Linked DNA regions of Homo sapiens: region 1 is linked to region 2. A link is a loop called in an ENCODE intact Hi-C map of the cell type or tissue named here. Cell type or tissue: natural killer cell. All regions are shown on one strand. Each heading gives the region's core, and the rest is flanking DNA. Links, peaks and the distances in the headings are about the cores only. Region 1 has its middle 33 kb from the start of AMBN. Region 2 has its middle 36 kb from the start of UGT2A1.

Region 1 (5,399 bases), core at 327-5,326, 870 kb before region 2:
TCTACTAAAAACACGAAAATTAGCTGGGCGTGGTGGTGGGCGCTTGTAATCCCAGCTACTCAGGAGGCTGAGGCAGAGAATTGCTTGAACCTGGGAGGCGGAAGTTGCAGTGAGCCGAGATCATGCCACTGCACTCCAGCCTGGGCGACAGAGCAAGACTCCCTCTCAAAAAAAAAAAAAAAAAAGAAAGAAAGAAAAAAGAAATAGCAGTACAGGGGACAACAGAGAAGTTTCGTGGCAGATCTCTGGGAGTGGAAGATTGAAAAGATAGGAAAAGACTGAAGAACAAGAGGCAATTTCAAGATTTCTTATCATTATGCCACAAAATTAAAATAATAGACATTAATAAAATGCGATGAGATCATTACATTTCACGTCTATCAATTACAATTTTTTTTTTTTGAGCTGGAGTTTCACTCTTGTCACCCAGGCTAGAGTGCAATGGTGCGATCTTGGCTCACTGCAACCTCCACTTCCCAGGTTCAAGCAGGCCTCCTACTTCAGCCTCCAGAGTAGCTAGGATTATGGGCATGTGTCACCATGCCCAGCTAATTTTGTATTTTTAGTAGAGGCAGGGTTTCACCATGTTGGCCAGGCTGTTCTCGAACTGCTGACCTCCTATCAATTACTATTAATGGTGTCTCAATTTTTTACTGAGAAGTATTTGCATCAGCTACAAATGCCAGTGATATAAGTATATGCTATTGGCTCAAATGCCATGAGTGGTGCTGCCTGTAGGGACATTTCCACAATGTAGAGAACTCTTGGAAAAGTTTGAACAAAAACAAAGTACAATCTTCCCATGATTAAGATGAGGAGATGAGCTTAAAATATTTTGCTTGTGTTAACATTGGGCAAAAAATATATTGTGTTATAGATAAATAAGAATTAGTTATAGGCTCAGATAAACAAATTGTTTTATTTACCTGCATGAAAATCTGTTGGGGCATTTGAAAGTCATGCCGAGTATGAACCAAATATTCCTAGTCTGGCTCTTCCCTATGCGTTATGAGACATCTAGTAGCACACATGAATAGCACCTCAAATCATTGGCACTGACAAACATGCTCATAAAAGTTGCCAAAATTCCTCCCAGGGGTGTCCGATCTTTATTATGAAGTCCTATTACTATGCAACAATGAAAAAAGCTTGGGCTAAGTGAAGATACACTGTTAAACTAATTCATTATAGTGGATTTGCAAAGAGTGATGTGGTCTTTTTTTGGGTGGAGCCAACTGGTGGAGACAAATGACAACGTAGATTTTGTTCAAATCTACGTTGGAAAGATTTGAAAGTTCTTTCAATCTTTGGTTGGAAAGTTCTAATGTCTTATTGTAAAATTCACACCTTTGTAGTTTCTCATGTTTCTGCAATTTTTATACTACCACAGCTCAAAAGGATCAAACTCCTTGGATACAAAAACAGTGAGTCCTGCTGCATTCACTGCAAAGCAAAAGAAAAAAACTTACAAAACAAAAAACAATGAGCTTGCAAGTTGTACTGACCCACTAGTAGATGTTTAAGCGGCTCTCAAATCCCAGCTGTCTGCCATACATTTCTGGTTAAAGTATCAATTGTAGACAATGTTTATTTTAGGGATGTCATTCCTGGAATATCATGTTTGCTCACCACATCAAGCAGATAACTACTAGTTGTGTAATAATGGGGGTAGAAATGAAATGTCTGCTAGAATTTTGTTTTCTGAAATTTTGTAGTTTGCAATGATGTGAATATTTAAATCATGTCTAAGTTAGGAAAGAACCAAGAATGTACCTAACTTTTCTGAGGACAACTGACCACATTTGTACTCAAGTTCTTGGGTCTTTTTTCTCCTTTAATGTCAGGTCTCTTACTGTATACTGACTGTAGTGTATTATGGAAATTTGAAGTTTAAATGTTCAGTATCTTCCAAAGGATATTGTATCCTTTCATAGATAGATGTTATTTTCCTGATTTTCATGGAGAAAGAAGTTATTTTCATAGCCCAGCATAAATACATACCAATCATCCTTTCTTGCAAGAGTTGGTGCTTTTTCTTGAGTCCCAGGCCCAAGAAATTTTCTGAGACTTGGTAATTTCCTGGAAAAAAGTATAGGGTGATTTCAAGGACAGAGATTACATCTTATATCTTTTGTATTTCCAGCTATAGTGTCTAGCACATAATAGGCACACAGTGAGTGTCTTTTGAATGAAAGAATGAGGGACAAATACATGTGTAAAGAGAATGGTGACTGCGCTGTGATTTTTCTTGGTTTCTTTTCACTGTCTTTTTCTGCTGATGTTGTCTGGCCAGCAGAGGGCATTCAAGGTCCACCTTACAATTAGGGACCTTAGGGAAAGGAGACAGTTTCTAGCTACAGAAATTCAACTGTCAGAAAAGGAAACAGATGAATTTGAAATTGTCAAGACGGCTTAATTTAAGTCTTCCAGTATAAGGTTAATTTTATAGTGCTAACTAATCTTGACACCATGTGAATAATACATTAGAGGAAAGTGTCTATTTTTATTTGATTTTGAAATGTGGAAATACCAGAAAGTTTAAAGGAGAAAATAAAAATTGCCCAGAACTAACTTTTGCTCACATTTGGCTGTATATCTATTTTTATTTTTAGATACATCATATACAGAATGTAAGCTCCTCAAGGAATGGGATTTTTGTATTTACTGCATTATTCCAAGTGCTGTTTGAAGTGTATGGAAACTCACTGTGCTATCTTTCTAATGCTTTTGTAAGTTTAAAATTATTCCCACATAAAAGGTTAAAACATAAAAAACTGTTTATGCTACAAAATGAAAAGTTTAACTATGCCTTTTCATCCTGATTCAGTTCATAGCATATGACTGCAACCCTAACCATCTTCATGAAAAAGAAGAAATAAAAAATATAAATGTAATTCAGATTTTCTTTTGTAAAGAATGATAATTTCATTACAGAAAGCAGAAGCAGCCTTGGCTATCTGCTGTGACACCTTAACTGTCACAAGGTCCATAAAGCATTGTTCCTGTGAGGTGAAGATTATATTTTCTGCAGAATCTTTTTTTTTTTTTGAGACGGAGTCTTGCTCTGTCACCCAGTCTGGAGTGCAATGGCACGATACTGCGCCCGGCTAGAATTTTATCTTAAACCTATCACGTAGTCCAACCTGTTTATTTTCACTTTGTATTTTAAAAAGAGAATTGAAATTATAAGTATATATTGCTCAAATTTTGCAGAACAGCTTTGAATTCATTTCTCATTTTATCCTCCACAGCACTGAGATAGGGTGATTATTATTAGTTAGCATCACTGTTTTACAGATTTCAAAATGTAGGCTTTGAGATGTTAAGTTGTCTAAGGACACAGAGCAGGTTATTGACCAGTACTCTTTCCTTCCTCCCTGAAACTTTCCAACACTTTCTGAAAGTGAAAGTGGAATGTAAAATTCTCTTGCTCTTCTTACAGGCCAGAAAACTTACAGTGCAATAAATAATAATTATAGTCAATCTTTATTTAATTTTTATGACATGCTAGAGAGTTTGTCAAGTTTGTTTTCCAAGTAAATGCTCTTACTTAATGTTCTTTGCAATGTCACCAGGGTGTTGAAGCAGACAAGGAGAGGATTGGCACCTGATTGAATATGATGGGCAGGAGAAGAGGGAAGCATAAAGGGTCACGATGGTTATGAGCTTTGGTAATGTGGAATGTGGTAGAACCATTAACAAAAATAAGGATGAAGAAAGAGAAACTTGGGGGAAGGGGAAGAGAATTGCATTTTCTTTTTTTTTTTCCTTTTTATTTTTTTGAGACGGAGTCTGGCTCTGTCGCCCAGGCTGGAGTGCAGTGGCGTGCTCTCCGCTCACTGCAAGCTCCGCCTCCTGGGTTCACAGCATTCTCCTGCCTCAGCTTCCCGAGTAGCTGGGACTACAGGCGCCCACCACCACGCCTGGCTAATTTTTTTATATTTTTAGTAGAGATGGGGTTTCACCGTGTTAGACAGGATGGTCTCCATCTCCTGACCTCATGATCCACCCGCCTCGGCCTCCCGAAGTGCTGGGATTACAGGCGTGAGATACCGTGCCCAGCCTGCATTTTCAAATATGTCATGTGTGTAATGTCAACTCTGCAGTATGCCCACTATTTGACTTCTTTAAAGCATCTAGAATAATTTGTCAAAATTTTAATGTGCTTACGATTGTAATGGTTTAAAGACAGATTTGATCAGATCTGAGAATGTAAGCTTATGACTTTCGGCAGTCATGTAGTAGTCACTTGTTTGGCATGGTGTAAAAGCTTCCCTAAGCATGTTTCTTAAGATTGCATTGGTGTAACTAGCTTCAATTAGTCTGGTGAGACATTTCTTTGAAAAGCAAACCAGATTACGATTACAGTGTGTAGGGCAGACAGAACGTGGAGGTGGGTGAATGATTGGTAATTAACTAGAAGAAACTTGCTGACACAACGTCTGATTTTTAGCAGTGTTATATATGCATGTTGGTGCTTATTGTACAGGAATTTTCCTTTTCTGTTACCCCACAACTACATCCTTCCGAGTGTTAGAGTTTGGGGAGAAATAGGACATAATTAAGCAATCTTACATTAGCTGATCAATCACACAAATAGTGCCCACAAGAATGTACAACACAGTCCTGGTCAGAGTCATATCTTGCAACTCATATAGATCCCTCAGGGGCATGGGTGCAATTAGTCATCCTCACTGGCTACTCACAGATAAGAGTTCTTCCATCTCTCATAGAAATAACAGTTTAAGTTTATATATTACTCTATACAGCAGAGGGGAACAAAAAAACCTTCCCTTTGGATTTAAGCATTTTCCATGGCTGCTAGATTATTTTAGTTTAGGCCCCACACTTTATTTGTCCCAGGCTTCCAAAGCAAGTAGTCATTTCTATCTGATTCCTCATTGGATAGGGCTGATGGAGCGGTCTCATTCCATGGATGGAGTGCCTATGAGGTGGTAAGATCTTTCACATTGCTAAGACAGACCACCTCTTAGCTTGTCTTCCATTTGATATTATTCCTAAAAACTCTCCCTTCCCTTCTTTTTGTTCTCTTACCAAATGCCCCCTCTGTTATCCTTAGGAAATATCATGTTGCAGCAACAGAGAGGGATAAACAGAAAAAAAAAATTATCTCACTGATTCCAGTTTTCAGGAAGGGATAAAGAGTAAACAATTCACAATGATAGGAAATTCCAACTTAATTTTTTATATAGTTGGATCAACAGAGACAAATTTTTTTTTGATTCAAAATTTCTTTTTTTTTCAGATACATTATGGTTTATTACTATCATGTAATATTTGTCAACTATCTTTTTAAATTTTTTTTTTAAATTATACTTTAAGTTCTGGGATACATGTGCAGAGCGTGCAGGTTTGTTACATAGGTATTCGTGTGCCAT
Region 2 (5,399 bases), core at 142-5,141:
ACACATAGACCAATTGAGTAGAAAAGAAACTCACTATTAAAGCCACCCACCCACAAGCATCTGATTTTCAACAAAGGCAGACAAAAACAAGAAATAGGGTAAGAACTCCCTATTCTGTAAATGGTGCTGGTATGACTGATTAGCCACATGCAGAGGAATGAAATTGGACCCATATATTTCACCCTATACAAACATTAACTCAAGATGGATTAAATATTTAAATGGAAGACTTCAAACTATAATAAAAATTTAAATGGAAGACTTCAAACTATAAAAATATTTGAAGAAAACCTAGGATATAATTTCTTGTCAAGGGCCTAGGTAAAATATTTTTGGATAGGTCTCCAAAAGCAATTGCAACAAAAACAAAAATTGGCATGTGGGACATAATTAAATTAAAGAACTTCTGCACCATAAGAGAAACTATCAAGAGATTACACAGACAATGTATGCCAAGTATATACACTGCTGAATTGACAGACTTTTCAATGAATGGTGCTTGGAAAACTGTATATCTGTATGCAGAAAAATGAAACTAGACCCCTATCTCTTGCCATATATAAAAATTAAATAAAGGAGGATTAAATATTTAAATGTAATACCTCAACCATGAAAATACAATAAGAAAATGTTGAGGAAACACTCTAGGACAGTGTTCTGGGAAAATATTTCTTGAGTAAGACCTCAAAAATACAGGTAACCAAAGCAAAAACGGACAATGAAATAGCATCAACCTAAAAAGCTCCTGTACAGTGAAGTAAACAAACAACAAAGTGAAGAGACAGCCCACTGAATCTGAGAAAATATTTGCCAAGTGCCCATCTGACAAAGAATTGATAAGCAGAATCTATAAGGAGCTCAAACAACTCAGTAGGGAAAAAAAATTGTCAATTTTAAAAATGGGTAAAAGATCTGAATGGATATTTCTCAAAAGAAGAATGGCCAACAAGTATATGAAAAAATGCTCAACATCACTAATCATCAGAGGAGTGCAAATAAAATCTATAATGAGATATCTTATCCCAGTTTAAATGTCTTTTACTCAAAAAAGTAGGCAATAACAAATGGCGATGAGGATGTGGAAAAAGGGGAACCCTTGTACACTGTTGCTGAAAAAGTAAATTATTACAACCATTATGGAAAACTGTGTAGTTTCCTCAAAAAACTAAAAATATGACTACCATATGGTTCAGCAATTCTACTGTTTGGTATATATCCAAAGAAAGGAAATCAATATATTTAAGAAATATGTGCACATGCATGTTTAATGCAGGACTATTTACAATAGCCAAGAGGTGAAATCAACATCCATTTCCACCAATGGATAAACGGATAAGGAAATCCTGGTACATAATACACAATGAATTATTATTCAGCCATAAAAATTATGAAATCCTGTCATTTGCAATAACATGGAGTGTCCTCCAGTTACGTTAAATTAAATAAGCCAGGCACAGAAAGAAAAATATTGCATGTTTTCACTCTTATGTTGGAGCTAAAAACAAAAATTAACTCATGGACATACAGAGTAGAAGGATGGTCACCAGAGGCTGGAAAGGGTGGTGAGAATGGGGGGTATAAAGAGGGCGTGGTTAATGGCTACAAAAATCAAGTTAGAATAAATAAGATCCAGTGTTTGGTAGCATAATAAGGTGACTATAGTAAACAGTAAGTTATTGTATATTTTAAAAGAACTAAAAGAGTTGAACTGAAATTTTCCCAACACAAAAAAAGATAAATGCTTGAGGCGATCGGTATCCCAATTACCCTTATTTGATCATTATACACTTTACACTTGCATCCAAAACAACATGTACCCCATAAATATGTGCAACTATTATGTATCCGTAATAATTAAAACTAATCTTTTTATCTTCTAACTAGAATATGCAACAGTTCATTAAGGGAAATAATAAATGGAAAAGTGCAAGCTGTAAATTCTCTGTTTAGCTAGGATTGTAGCTTATCATTACTACACAAATCTAAAACTAATGACACTTTGAAATTTCTTTGCCAAAGATTTTTATTTTTTTGGAATAGTCGTCTTTAAGTTTCATTGTCCCACTTGAAATTACCTTCTGTGTATGTGGCATCTCTAATTAAAGATAGTGGAGTAAAGAAACATATGCATAAGTTTTTGCCCATGCTTTTCTTACTACTGTTTTGTAGTTAAAATGTAAGTGAATAAGAAATATGTAATTGGTGAAAATGGAACATAATTCCAGTTTGCATTTGCCAGGGATTCCTCAACTTCTCTGATTTTGATTTCTTCATCTATAGCATAAAGTTAGGAATAGACAACTTTTGCTAGGGTTCAACATGAAACTGTGTAAAAGCACTTTCGAAACTGTAATATTAAAATCTACATCCTTTAGGATATGCTGCCCTCATGTGGATGATGATTGATAGTGCTGAATAAGTATGATGAGTCCAAATTATTAGGAATTTAATAATTTTGTTGATGGCAAAATGATAAAGTTTCATCTAAATATATATATATATATCCAAAACAGAGATGAACACACACAATATATTTATTAGGAAATTCTGTGGTTATTCTCCAAGCACTAGTTTTTTTTTATATTTATCAAGACTTTTTCAGGTTAGAGTTAGTGCTATTTATAAATTAAAACAAAGATATAAATACATTAAAAGTTTAAGCAGATTTCATTAGCAACATATCGGCTCCATTAATAGGTTTAAAATAATTTTAAACAGTAAAATGACACAATTTTTATTCAATACTATATATTAAAACTTCTAAAACTATTTCCACTAACATCTAATTAATATCCAGGATTATCTGATATAATTTTCAAGATCATTGAATTAAAATATAACTAGGTTTCAAAATAATGCTGGAAAATATTATTGTCTGATCTAAAAATGTTCAATACCTAGTTTCCTGAGGAAGTAACAAAGGTAACACAATAAAAATAACAACAACAACAAAATGATAAACAAGACATTGTAATCCTAGCGTTATTGTGTTTTAATAAGCCGTTTGGAAATCACTCACATTTGATTTTAAATGAGAGATAATTTTACAGGCCTTAAGAATTTATTTGTTCAAAGTCATTCAATGAAAGGTCTAAATAGATTCAAATTACAGAATAACTTGATTGCAGATTTTTATATAGTTTGTATCCATGTTGTATAATCATCATAATTCTATGAGAAAATATCATTTCACAGAAAAATAAGCCTGTGGGAAAATGTGTGTGTGTGTGCCTATGTGTGTGTGTGTGTTGTGTATGTACGTTGAAGGGGGAAGCATGTACTGAATTTGATAGAACTGATTATATTTCACTTGAAAATATTTTTGAGACATCAAATTAAATAGAGTTAGAAATTCCAGGAACTCAAATTCATCAATATAGTTGAGAAATTCTACCAAAGTTTGGCAAAAATATTGTCACATGAGAACAGTTTTAAAAAGCACAAAAATATCTAGGCAAATTCTAATACATTTCTAAGTGTATTGATTCAAATGATCTTTTGCTATTCCTGCTGCCAAAAATAAATTTATTTTAGCCCTGCGGTAGTTGCATGATTATATAAAAATAGAGCACAGTTAAGTGAACACTTTCAAATGTTTCCATTTGCACCCCCAAAAAGGAAAGTATGTAAAGACTAAAACATATTGTCCATTAATTCCTGAAGCCCTTAATGTAGTAAAACCTTCATGCTTTTCAGATTGAGCTTTGAATAAAATTTCTTAAAAAGGTACTTCAAACTTTAATTGACTCTATTAAGCAACAAATGTAGAAAAGTCTTAAATGTAGCCCAATACCCTTATTGATTAAAAAATAGCAGTGAAATTTCTTAATCAGATGAAAAATATGAAACAACAGCTATTAAACAAAAAGAAAAAATAAAACAAGGAAACTACCTTGAGGAAATAATCTACTTAATAATGAATGATTAGAATAATTTTTAAAAATCAGGATCAAGACAAAGATGTTCTTTAACATCTCTCCAATTTAACGTTGAATTTGATGTTTTAATTAATGCAATATACATATTTATGTTTTTCTAAAACAAATTGCTGAATTATTCAAATCAGAAAGTCTATCAGAATTGCTATATATGAAACTAATATACAAAAGTAAATTGCAATCTTACACACAAATAACAATCAGAAATTTTAAAATCACTGAATGAGACACTACAAATAATACAATATACCTATTAATAAATGTAACATAAAAAGATTCTAGTAATTCTAAAACAAATTATCCAATGGTTAATTCTGTGTTTGTATGAACTTTATTTCTAAAATCTGTGAAATAAATAATCGGCTTGATATGGTTTGGCTGTGTCCCCACCCAAACCTCATCTTGAATTGTAGTTCCCATAATCCCCACGTCATGGGAGGGACCAGGTGGAGGTAATCGGATCATGGGGGCGGTTTTTGCCATGCTGCTTTCCTGAGAGTGAATGAGTTTCACGAGATCTGATGGTTTTATAAGCACCTGGCATTTCCCCTGCTTGCACTCATTCTCTCTCCTGCCCGCCTGAGAAGAGGTGCCTTCCGCCATGATGGTAAGTTTCTTGAGACGTCCCCAGCCATGTGGAAACTGAGTCAGTTAATACCCTTTCTTTATAAATTACTCAGCCTCGGGTATTTTTTCATAGTAGCGTGATAATGGACTAATACAGGGCTCAAAATAGCCAAAATACATTTTAAGGACAAAGTCATACTCACCTGAACAGCTAATAAGGTAAATAATAAATAATAACACTTAAGTAATAATATAGTGTGGTAACAACACAGGGATGGAAAACTAGCATATAAAGAAAGGTAGAGACCTAATCATATATGTATAGCTAATATGTCACTGCATTTCATACCACTGGGAAATGGGAAAAATTATAGATTGCTTAATTAATGACCTGAAACAATTGTTTAACCACATAGAAACAAAAAGAGAACTGCATTTTTTTGTGCCTAACAAAACCAATTACAAATTTCTTAAAGAAACAGATTTTAGAAAAAAATAATTTTTATTATATATTATCTGTCAAATAGACATATAGTATTTATATAATATATAATATTAATGTATAAATAATATAATATTTATTACATATTAAAATTATATATGTTATATATCATGTTAACAACTCCTGGTATAGAAGCTCGAAGGTGAGAGGGGCATATATTATTTTGTGTGTTATAAACTTTAATTCTATGCATTGTCTCCATGCAAGAGGATGCTTAATTATCTAGCTAGGAGAAGAGAGTCTTCAATTGACCTGTAGGGTTCAGGGGAATATGGAGGTTCAACGTTCTCAAATATATCAATCCAGCTGTCCCAATCCTATGCCTTGGCTTTGGTGTAGGTTATTTGCTGGCTAGGCAAAAAGAATTGCTGTAAACTCAGCATCCTTTGTAA

Evidence for each region. Hi-C counts contacts between places; a loop is a spot of excess contacts. Peaks named below come from ENCODE experiments on the same cell type or tissue, not always from the same donor. Only the 100,000 strongest peaks of a DNase experiment are listed, where the experiment ranks them.
Region 1: it touches region 2 in a loop (8-fold over the local background); 24 of 110 quality-filtered maps call a loop at or near these places.

The regions. Positions count from the first base shown.
Region 1 is chr4:70,556,321-70,561,719 of GRCh38, reverse strand. No RefSeq gene overlaps it. Among named protein-coding and RNA genes, the nearest start is that of AMBN, 33 kb to the left of the region's middle. In natural killer cell, for the core only: a CTCF peak has its summit at 2,304 (motif pointing right); a DNase peak (open chromatin) is centred at 2,299.
Region 2 is chr4:69,686,700-69,692,098 of GRCh38, reverse strand. No RefSeq gene overlaps it. Among named protein-coding and RNA genes, the nearest start is that of UGT2A1, 36 kb to the right of the region's middle. In natural killer cell, for the core only: CTCF peaks have their summits at 2,234 and 2,433 (motif pointing left); a DNase peak (open chromatin) is centred at 2,378.